Regions from separate parts of the Homo sapiens genome. Here region 2 is linked to region 1. The links are chromatin contacts, found by Hi-C or POLR2A ChIA-PET in ENCODE. All regions are on one chromosome and are shown on one strand. Each heading gives the region's core, a stretch centred on a gene start or an enhancer-like site at or near the end of the contact. The rest is flanking DNA. Distances are from core to core; before and after follow the strand shown.

Region 1 (5,906 bases), core at 2,495-4,994:
AGGAGCTAGGAAGAAAGGCATTCATATATTGGTCCAGAAATTAAAGATTAGTAAGCTGAGTTCATAAGGGACAGATATAAATCAGTCATTCACCTTGCAACCAGATCTTACGAAACAGAAATCTCTGGTTCATCTGGCTATTTACTCACACCTGGAGAAATAGCTCAGTAACAGTGTTAAAGCCATTCATATTTAAATACCACTTAGTGTGTGTCTGGTTATTCGCTAAGGAAGATAGAGCCTACATCATCTAAAGTTCACTTTTGGAAATTTGCAGAGAAAAAAGCAATACATTTAAAGGAAGTTCTTGCAGGAGAAGCTGTTATATTGGATTACATTTTGAAAAACATCTTTAGTTAAAGCTACAAATGCTTGCTATTTTCCATACCTGCATTTCAAACATTCCTGGGGAAAACTGGATAGTCTTTGGGTGGTAGTTCTTGTTCTTCTTTCAGAATAAAGACTTCATTTTAAAACATGACCCAGATTTTTAAAAATTGAGGCAGCAGAAGTTCTGCAAGGCCCCTGAGTATTTAATTAGTGCTGTTAGAAAGTCTCCTGGTGATTTTGAAGTTTTGTGGGAAGCCCTCAGGGAGCGGCGATGGATGGGATGCGGTAGCAGTAACTTGAGGGATTACCAAACTTGCCTCCTTTATCTCTTAGTTTCTCTGAAACTTAAAAATATATACATATTCCAACCAAGCCGAAGCTCCACCCAGACTGTTTCCCCATATATGGAGACAGGAGGATGGAGATCCTTGGTTAGACTTTGTTTGGGAACCCTGAATTTAAACTTCCACCACAGATGTTTACCTTCATCGCTTTTTCCTTTGCTCTTTAAATAGATCCACCAAAGCAGTGACTTAGCAATTATCCTGGGCATCCTTAGCAATCATCCTGGGCAGAGAACCCACTTGGGCACTCTGCTTGTTCACTCAGGAAAATAACATTCCCAACAATAAGGAAAACTATGACATCTAGAAAATGGTTATTTTCCCATGTTTTGCTTTTGTCCAGCTGTGTATTTTTCCTTTCATCATATTCTTTTTTGCAGGCTAATGAAGCTTTTGCTCAAAGCACTAGTTTGTCTGCCACTGGATATTTTAGGTAAGAGGTATCTAATACTGTCCTAAAATTATTCCCCTTTAGAATGGAAAAGGAACTTTGAAAAGGTGTGCTCAGTTGTTTATATTTTTAATATTGTCTATTATTATCAATTTTATTTTTTTATTGAAAGGTTTTCATTAGAAAGAGAAATGTTATATTATCAGAACAGGAAGGCAGACAATTTTGAGATGAGTCCCATAATTTCCTTCCTGCAATGCCTTAGTACACATAAACCTGCCACAGGTTTATAGGTTGATATTAAATGATCCTGTGAATAGTGAGAACAGATCAAGATAGAGGGATTTTTGCAAAGCTTTTAGTGCTTCCCAGCATGGATTTAGTGCTTATGCCTTTCAGTCTTAGTGTCTAATAGGATGCAGCACTTTGGGCTTTCTAATATTTCTTGCTCTCCAGAAATCTTGCCTTATATCCTGCCTCTTGTGACCCTCTTCTCTTGTCTAATGGGGGATTGGTTATAAAAGCTGTGAGTCAAACCAGGGATGACCAAAACAGCCCCATACAAATAGCATGGGAAGTTGAGCAAGGTACCCCATCAGACATGAGAATTTGTCCAAATAAGGAACAGGGAGATCTCACTGGAAGTGACAAGAAACTAACCATCCTTTTACCATATTGAGCATATGTGGGCACATCGCCTAGGCTTATTGGGAGGGCGGTCTAGTATCCTGATGGCATCTATAAATACAAAGCTCACATCTGAAGGTAGGTTGGATCTTCTTGAATGGGGAGGCCATGCCTAGTTTCAGTAACCCAGAGGAAGGACGTGAATTTAGGAAACTAGAACTGAGGGAGCTCAGATTCTGTTGGTCTCACAGGTCAACCATGGAAGTCACAGGCACCCCTGGCCAGTGGGTATAAATAATAGTAACCATCATGAGAAGGTAGACCAGGAACCAGGAAGAACCCATTTATTGGTTCAACAATTGAAGAGAAGTAAGCTGAGTTGTAAAGATCAATGAAATTGTCTCTTTTTCTTGTCCTTTTGTTTCCTCCTGTCATTTATCCAATTCTTATATGAACATTCTTACTCTGATCAGTCGGTCTACAGAGAATCAACCCAAGAGTCCTCCGTCCAGTATAAGAAAAAGAGAGGGAAACAGTGCCCCGTTAGACCAATGTGTCAATGGTAGGATCAGACATAGATCCCAAAGGAAGTGAGTCTTGGGTGAAAGCCAAGGCCGTATGGACCACCCAGTGCCAACTCTGAGGTTCTGAACTTTATTTTTACTAAGAAAAGGGCAATTTCCTCACAGCACTAGGCAAAAATGGAAAGCTATCCTGGCACACAAGTATAGAATGCCACCAGAGACAAGCAGCTGGAAGAAAAAGCCAGGCCACCAGCAACAGAGACAAAGAACTGTGAGCTTGAGAGGCTATGGCAGATGGTGAGGGAAGGACAGTGAGGGAGAAAGAGACTCAGATGCAGCAGAGGCTCAGTGGCTAGACTTAGGACCCAGCCAGGGCTTATTGCAAAATAAGCACTTGGTAACTTTTTATATCTTTGCCTTGGCAACCAGGAAACTCAAAGTTAAATTTTATGCTTCATTTAGTTTTGGCTTTTGTTGTTGTTGTTGTTGTTCTTGTTGTTTGCAGAGACAGAGTCTAGCTCTGTCGCCCAGGCTGGAGTGCAGTGGTGCGATCTTGGCTCACTGCAACCTCTGGCTCCCAGGTTCAAACAATTCTCCTGCCTCAGCCTCCCGAGTAGCTGGGACTACAGGCGCCTGCCGCCACCCCCATTTAATTTATTTTGTATTTTAGTAGAGGCGGGGTTTCACCGTGTTGCCCAGGCTGGTCTCGAACTTCTGAGCTCAGGCAATCCACCCACCTCGGCCTCCCAAAATGTTAGGATTACAGGCATGAGCCACCGCACCTGGCCAGTTTTTATCATATATAAATTCCTACTCTCTTATTATTCATTTCATCTCATTTCTTGACTCTCATCTTTTACACTTATTTTAATGATTTGACTATTGTATTTGTATTTAATATGAATGCTTTCTATAAATAGACTCATGTAAGGCTTGTTTAGGAAATAAGTGAAATTGAATTAAATACGTATGTCTAACATGAATCTATTAAGTTTCTCAGCAGATGAAAAAGACCTTCCTTATAACAACACTTGTCATACCTGAAGAACATTATTTAGCCAGTTCTTAATCTTCTCTTTACCAGAATTGATCACAAAAATTTTAACTCATTTTTAGCTTTTGAAACAATGACAAGTTTACAGAAAATTTGCATGTACAGTACAAAGAATTTTTTTTACCCTGAATCATTTGAGAGTAAATTGCTGACCTAATGCCCCAAACCCCTGAACACTTAAGAGTTTAGTCCTACACACTATACAATATACCCATCAGAATCCAGAAATTAACAGCAGTTCACAACTACTATCTAATTATCAGACTCCATTCAAGATTCGCCAGTTGTCCCAATCAAGTATTTTATAGCAAAAATATTCAATACAGAATCTCACTTTTCATTTAGTTGTCCTGTCTCTGAGGTGTCCTGGAGCAGGAATCAGGTCTCCCCTCTCTCTTTGACATCATGACTTTGACACTTCGGAAGAGTTTGGCCAGTTATCTTGTCCAATGTCTCCCATTTTGAGTTTGTCTATTGTTTTGTCGTGGTTAGATCGATGTTATGAGTCTTTGTCAGAATATTACAAAAGTGACTCTGTGTTCCCCTCATGGCATCCTGCCAGGTGACACATGACTTCAACATGTCCCACTTGGTTAAGATGGTGTCTACCAGGACTCTCCACAGTGAGGTGGTTTTTCTCCTTCTGTAGTTAATAAATATTCTGTGGGGAGATACTTTGAAACTATGTAAATATATTGTTCCTCATTAAACTTTCTGTTTATTTTTTATTATTATTATTATTTTTTGAGACAGACTCTCGCTCTGTCGCCAGGCTGGAGTGCAGTGGTGCAATCTCAGCTCACTGCAACCTCCACCTCCCAGATTCAAGCAATTCTCCTGCGTCAGCCTCCCGAGTAGCTGGGACTACAGGTGTGCGCCACCACGCCCAGCTAATTTTTGTATTTTTAGTAGAGACAGGGTTTCACCATGTTGGCCAGGATGGTCTCGATCTCTTGACCTCGTGATCCACCCGCCTCAGCCTCCCAAAGTGCTGGGATTACAGGCGTGAGCCACTGCGCCTGGCCAACACTCTTTTTGTTACTGCCATTCTACCCCTCAGGTCCACCCCACAGCCTGTCCAATTAGCTATGTGAGTTAACTGCTCAGTTTGGTCTCTGCAAAGCAGAGCTAAAACAAACAATGCGCCTTCCTTTAGGGCTCTTAAAATTAAAGCATGAGTACCCTCTAGTGGCTTGCAGGAAAGTTTCCACGATTCTCGAACTTTTCCTAAGTCCCAGATGAGTGAAGGACACTGGCAGGGGTGGGATGTACTGGAGCCAGATGTGTTCCCCACCAGCACACCCAGGAAATACATTTTTGCACAGCTGTAATTTTGACTTAAACATTTGTTTAAGGTTTGCATGCTCAATCATATGACCTACATGTTTGGCTCAGTATACATTTGTTTTCTCAAAATCTTTAGTATAGTGAGTGCTCCAGAAAGTCATTGCATGTTTACCTCATAGACCCATGAACTCTGAAAAGCATAGAGTTCCACTGAAATGCCCTTTCTGAGAATCAAAGTTGAAGTTCTTTTCACTTGCATTGGAAGAAACCTAGATTTTGTGACCAGAGATGGAATAAAATATGAATAGAACCACATTAAGTAGAATGTTCTCAGTATAGCCTGGCAGAAGGTGTGTCGTGCCTAGCATGAGGTGACATGGTGATGTGTGCAATGGAAATGGAGTTATTTGGCTTCAAACTGTGTTTGAACTCTTATGAGGATTCAGGCAATAGAGCAGACAGGGATACTTCAATCCCCACTGGGGTTGAACTGCCCTTTTCCCTCTGTGTCAAATAAGAGGTGGTGATGCTGGTCTATGTGATGCTTCTGACCTTAATAATAATTATGTTTTTTTGTTTCTGGTTTCTCCTCCACTAATAAGGCTCTGGGTCTTCTCCTTAGGGAGAAGGAATTGTATGACTGAAAAAAAAAAAAAAAAAAAAAAAAGCTTGATTTTCCTAGTACTCCTGCAACGATAAGGCAGGCCAGGACCTTCCAGAAGTTAAAAAACAGGCTCCACTGAAACCTGTGATAAGGAAGCAACAGACCATCACTGATGGGTCTGGGATGAAATTAGATCCCCTGTTACAGAGTACATTTTAGGAGACGCTAAAACAGAAACAGGGTGAGAACTCCAGGCTGAGACATTCCAGCGGGGAGGGATAGTTTAGATTTGTTTAGCATAAGGATAACAAGGAGCAGCTCATGGTTCCCTTATCAACTAAATTAGCTGAGATTACTGAGGCAGCGGGGTGTTGCATGAGTATGCTGGCAAGGTGGGGGAGGTGTCATGCCAAGTACATTCTTAATATTGATAAAATACAGCTATGTAGGAGGGTGAAATATTCTCAAAGATTAGTCAACAAGAGATAAATCAAAGCCCAACCTGATAAAAACAGACTAACTGCAATTAGAACCAGCCCAGCTAGTAATGTCAAGTCACTCTACGTTAGTGTTTCATTCTGCAAACCCCGGGTGTGAAGGATTAATTTTAAAAGGCTGCCTAACTCATCTCCTGGGGGTTTGGGTGACTACTTCACTTTTTAAGACTGATTTGAACCCTTTCATCCTTACTGAAGAAAAACCCTGAAGCTCATGCTAATATCCTGCCAATACTCACAACTTATGG
Region 2 (5,906 bases), core at 2,347-4,846, 52 kb after region 1:
ACTCAAAAAATAGTTGCTTAAACACAAAAAGAGAATACCTGGCCAAACTCATTTATCCTACAACTCTTAATCTTTGTCTATAGCTACTGGAATAAATTTGAGGGGTGAGGGCAGGACAGAATGTTTAACTTTTCAATAATAAGCCCCCATATGGAGAATGATCATTTATGCTTTTTTTTTTTCTTTTGGAGACAGGGTCTTGCTCTGTTGCCCAGGCTGGAGTGCAGTGTTGCAATCTCAGCTCACTGCACCCTCTACCTCCCAGGTTCAAGTGATTCTCCTGCCTCAGCCTCCTAAGTAGCTAGGATTACAGGGGTGTACCACCATGCCCAGCTAATTTTGGTATTTTTAGTAGAGATGGGGTTTCACCATGTTGGCCAGGCTGGCCTGGAACTCCTGTCCTCATGATTCGCCCACCTCAGCCTTCCACAGTGCTGGGATTACAGGCATGAGCCACCGTGACTGGCCATAATCATTTATCCTTCATACTGATAATTACCTACAATATTCCTAACCATTGCACTGACCTCACATGTATTTGAAACAATGAAAAGAAAGCCCTCTCCAAATACATGAGAAGACTTCAGTTAGTTTGTTCGAGCCTCCAGACCCTGTCTCCTCAACTGTTCACCAACAGAGAGAAGGGGCTGGTTAGAAGCCAGCCTTGATTGGGACCTCCCAAGGAGTGCAGAGAGGAGGAAGTCCTGGGTCTTAGTTTAACAGAGGCCAAGAAACACACAAAATTTAGATTCTTCTACTATTACCTGTTGCAGGAAATGGCAATACTCATCTATCTATACAGAAACATAAACAAGAAACCCAGGAGCCATCCTGGCATTTCTCTCCCTCATACTCAGTAGCTAGTCCTTCACCATGTCCTGTTCATTTTCACCCCCAACAATTTCTTGACCCAGTCCATTTTCTCCATCCTTAACCACTATATTATTCATTCATCCCACAAACAGATGTTGAGCATCTAATGTGTGCCAGGCATTGTTCTACAGAACAATTCTGGGGCTACAGTAGTGAATGAAACAGAGACCCCCTACCTTGGTGGAGTTTAGTTTCTGGTGACCCTGAAGCTACCTACCATCTCTCCACCCTGGATCAAAGCTGCCTCCTGGCTGATCTCTCTACACCCCCTGCAGCCAGAAGCTTGTGGTGTGGCAAAGCAGACCATGCCACACCAGCACACACATTGGCAAAAAGCTTCCCTTTGCTCATAGGAGACAGAAAACTTCTTAACTTGCCTTCTTGAGCCTACAAACCTTCAGAGTCCAGCATGGCCAACCCCACCCACCTCTCCAGCCACCCATGACCCCACCCAGCCACACTTGTCTTCTTCTGTCATTCCTCATGTTAAGGACAGAGACGCTCACTCCTGCTTTAGGGCCTCTGCCATGCTCTTCCTTCTCCTTGGAACCATCTTCTTCTGTTCAACTTGTTAACTCCTACTCAGCTTTAATCAAATTCAACAAATTCATTTGATCCCTTCCTTTCTGCATAGTTTGAGGTCCCAGGAATATAAGGTCCCTGCTCTCAAGGCATTTATAGTCTAGCAGGGAAGGAAGACAGTGACTGTGAATTATAAGTGCTTGGCTGACCCTGGGGTATACTACTACATCCCACAGAATAAAACCTTTCTGACTTAGTCTCGCTCTTTTCTTGAAGTCAGAGGGGTCATAGATGGGATCCCACTTTGGTTACTCGTCATGCAATTGTTCATTTATCTAACATATTTATTGAGTACCTTCCATGTGCCAGGCACTGCTGGGGAACTAAAAAAATAGTGGTGAGCAAGGCAATCTCTGCCGGCATAGAGCTTACATTCTGTGGGGGAAGCCAGACAGTAAGCAAGTAAACAAACGCACAATATAATTGCAAGCAGTATTGAATACTGTGAAGGAAAATTGAAGAGAAGGGAGCTAGAATGTGATGGAGAGATTATTTGATTATAGTTTCTTGGGGAAGTTCCCTCTGAGAGTGTTCACATTTGAGCCAAAGCCTGAATGAAGCAAGGGACCAAGTATAAAGCTGGCAATGATACAGTCCAGGCCAAGAACAGCTCATGCAAAGGCCCTGCAGCTTCAGAAGAATCAAAGCCACTTGGGACTAAGCAGCCCTCAAAAGTGGCCCTTTTGTGTCTGATTTGCCCCTCTGGTAGAAAAGTGTCTGATTTGCCTCTCTGGTAGAAAAATCTTACAATTGTTGTTCTCCATGGCTGAGAGATAAAATAGAATTTGTGGCCACACCATTTATTTTCACATCAGCGAGTGAAACCTGGATAGTCCTTCTTCCAATCAGCAACTTTCCTAGTCTTTATCATATGCTTTATCACACTTCAGGTCTACTTCTTTAGATCTTTAGTGACTATAATTAATTCATCCCCTTAGAAGCCACAGCAGGCCTCCTGAAGTTCTTATAGCCTGGCTGCTCACACAGACCAATTTCTAAAGCATCTTAGAACAAATCTGACCCCATATCAGAATTTACTCTTTTTTTTTTTGAGACAGAGTCTCTGTTTCCCAGGCTGGAGTGCAGTGGTGCAGTTTTGGCTCACTGCAGCCTCCGCCTCCAGGATTCAAGCGATTCTCCTGCGTCAGCCTCCTGAGTAGCTGGGATTACAGGTGCACGCCACCACGCCCGGCTAATCTTTGTATTTTCAGTAGAGACAGGGTTTCACCATGTTGGTTATGTCTCAAACTCTTGACTTCGTGATCCACCTGCCTCAGCTTCCCAAAGTGCTGAGATTACAGGCATGAACCACCGTGCCAGCCAGAATTTACATTTTTAATACATTTGATCAAATTACAACATGGTTTTTAATTGAAATATATAATGATTCACACTGGTACACAATGCTGTACTATGCAAATGTGTATATAGAAAGAGAGAAAGAATAAGAAACATATATATTAACAGTCTTTGCATTGGGCCTTTGAATGCCCTTGTCAAAACACAATTTGTTCTAATGAATAAGAAGGTCAGGGAGTCAGAGTGTCTGTATACTAGAGCATGAGTATTGAAAAGTTCAAGACCTCCTCTTTTAATAACCTCCTTATAGCCATAAGGTAAATAACAGCCCGACTAGATCTATTTCTTAAATAGAAATGATGGTAAAACACTCAGTACTTTTCCCTCGGAATTAAATAAAATAATGCATGTAAAAATACTGTGTAAATATGAGTCACTCTGTAAATATTAGTGTTAAGGTCATCACCAAAAACCCATAAACTGTTAATGACCTTCTTCAAAATATGCCTCTCCCAAAAGGCTTGAAAAGTGTTTCCACATTAAATCAAGTTGACCTGCTGAGGCCAGAATAAACAACAACTCTTCTAACTAGCAGCTTCATTTTCATGGGTAAATTAGCTTCAAAAAAGGCAGGCATTGGTAAGAAGCCTAAGGCATGTTTGTTACCAAAAAAATCATACTGTATGAATGAGCATTTACTATGTCAAAAGGTTTTTTTTTTTTTTTTAACATGTTTGGGTTTGTTTAACCTTAATCACAGCCTAATGCTGGCTGCCATTTTTGCATGGCTGTTTCTCAGGTGGTTAATTTCTGGTGAGGACAGTGTTGCTGGTTTCTACTCTGAGCCCAGCAGGTCAGTCCGGCTCAACTAGGCGTGGCCAGAAACATCATCTCTATGTAATTTCCTTTTCGGTGATGGGAGAAAGAAAAATATGTATTTCCTGGAAAATGTGTTTTGTACAGTCATCTTAAATTCCACAAGGGGAAAAAAGTAAACTTCCTTTAAAGATATACATATTTAACACTTTCATATGAGGACTTCTCCTTAGAAACAGTGATTTCATTTAAAAAAAATATATATTTAGGATTCAGAGACATGAAGGGTTCCATACCCTCAAAAATTAGAAAAATACTGCCTTGGAGAATGTGGAATAGGCAGACATTTTTTACATGTTATCTTAATATCACCAACAGCAAAACGTTATTTATTGAGTAATCACCAAATGTGGTCTATGTGGGCTGCCATAGTGGGAGGCCATGTAGAGCCAATTAACAGCTTCAGTTTCCATCTCCTGGAAGTTAAAATCAGACACCTCAGCTTGGAAACAGGTTTATAAGCAGGTTTCAGCTTACCCCACTTCTGAAGGGGCAGCCTGGAACACGCTGACTCATAAGAAATCTTTGCAATCATAACAAATGGCTCATGTCCTGCGTTAGGCTGACGCATGATCTTATCGTACCCTAGTGGGAAAAGTCCTTCATTCTTAGATCAGTCCTCAGTTCCAAATGGCCATGCCTGTCCTTCATAGAATCTGCTATTCTATGAGACTGACCAATGGCTAGTTTCTAACGGCCTTCACCTTCTTCCTACGCCGCAAACCCTAATACAGTCTCCATCCACGGACTCCCCTCCTTTACAGCACTGCGTCTCTCACATCCCCACGTCTCATTTTCCCTCCCTGCTTCTTTTGCATTTCTAGATGCCCAGACTCAGTGAGAACTGGCAGCATTAAAAGCGCCACCTGTTTAGTTCAGTATCTGGAGCCCTTCCTCCCTGCTGAAGGAGGAGAGGCACGTGAACATTTTGCATGCTGCCAGACGCCTGGTTTACCCACTCCTCTCGGGCAGTTCACTCCCAAACACTAGCCGTTCAAGATGAAGCCTGCTCAACCCCATACTCTATACACAGCCCTGGATTTCTCTGAGCTGGGGGAGACATCTACCAGCCCTACAAGACTGTATTCTATTTCTTGGGGCTCATTTACCACAACATGTGAAAACATGAAATCTCCAGCCTGTTCAGCTATAATCTCAGCTACAGATAATTGGTAGGGCCTTAGACCAGCACGGACATGCTTCGGTCACCTGGATTCCTTGAGATGGAACACAGAGCAGACTGCACGGCTCAGGACAGACTGAGAGTAGAGTCTCCCATGGTGTCTTCCTCAGAATGCTCAACCTATTGACCTGTTCCCATGAGACACATACACATACATGCATGCATGTACTCACACAGACACGCATGTACGCACACAGACACACATGCACACGCACACTCAGACAGGCATGTACTCATTCTTAACCACATTCTTCTAGCCTCTCATGCTGTCTTGGAAGAGGTTTTATTGGCTGTGAAACTGATTCCACATTGAATATGTTTGTCCCAGGATGCAGGAACTGAATCATTTCCCTGCAATGCTTGGTGACATTTCACAGAGTAGCCATTCTTACTCCTGAAGGGAGAGTCTCTGATACTGTTATTGAATGTATATTTTTGTATCTAAAAACTCTCCTATGTGATCTCTTCCTCCTTAGGTTTGTAGGAGCAGAGGAAAGGGAGAGATAGGGAGAACACCTAAAAGGGAAGAGGCAAAAGCTGGAGGCATTCCTCAGTTTAAGGGAGGAAATAAGAGATGCAGAATATAAAACAGGAGAAAAGAGAGCCATCTCATCCTGCCAAGGAGAAGAGTTACAATGAACTATTTTAGCTTAGTGCTTGAGACAGGCCCTGAGTAGAGTGAATCTGGGTTTCAATTCCAGCTCTACTTTTTTTTTGAGATGGAGTCTTGCTCTGTCACCCAGGCTGGAGTGCAGTGGCACAATCTCGGCTCACTGCAACCACCGCCTCCCAGGTTAAAGTGATCCTCCCACCTCGGCCTCCCGAGTAGCTGGGACTACAGGTGCACACCACCATACCCAGCTAGTTTTTGTATTTTTTGTAGAGACAAGGTTTCACCATGTTGCCCAGGCTGGTGTCAAACTCCTGAGCTCAAGCGATCTGCCCACCTCAGCCTCCCAAAGTGCAGGGATTACAGGCATGAGGCACAGGACCCAGCCCCAGCTCTACCTTTGATGCTTTATTTAAGTTCTCTGATCACTCAGTTTTCTTATCTATAAAATGAGGGAGAGGTGGGGTAGTGGAGAGAATAACT

The links. A loop is a pair of places that touch in the nucleus more often than their neighbours do. ChIA-PET counts read pairs that join two places held with the same protein, here RNA polymerase II (POLR2A). Pooled maps may share reads with other maps.
Region 2: a map of endothelial cell of umbilical vein shows a loop between it and region 1 (5-fold over the local background). The contact joins the enhancer-like site here to the promoter of LINC01792 in region 1. A Hi-C loop is called at or near these places in 17 of 168 maps with a recorded cell type or tissue (CD4-positive, alpha-beta T cell, Caco-2, HepG2 and 11 more), 1 of 37 single-sample maps with no recorded cell type and 11 of 50 pooled maps. POLR2A ChIA-PET finds 5 or more read pairs at or near these places in 12 of 52 experiments (A549, Caco-2, GM12878 and 8 more).

What each region holds. Positions count from the first base shown.
Region 1 is chr2:200,731,433-200,737,338 of GRCh38, forward strand. LINC01792 (long intergenic non-protein coding RNA 1792) reads right to left here and starts at 3,745. Exons shown (of 3, transcript NR_037886.1): 1 at 3,605-3,745. It also overlaps the pseudogene AOX3P-AOX2P and the pseudogene AOX3P.
Region 2 is chr2:200,783,420-200,789,325 of GRCh38, forward strand. All of the region lies in intron 3 of BZW1-AS1 (BZW1 antisense RNA 1), which reads right to left. It also overlaps the pseudogene AOX3P-AOX2P and the pseudogene AOX2P. Among named protein-coding and RNA genes, the nearest start is that of BZW1, 26 kb to the right of the region's middle. RefSeq lists an enhancer at 3,890-4,406. Within about 2 kb of position 3,597, at least 10 of the 41 ENCODE cell types and tissues checked have a DNase peak (open chromatin) inside an H3K27ac peak, as active enhancers do; they include IMR-90, PC-3, PC-9 and 2 more, where a contact is called at or near this core.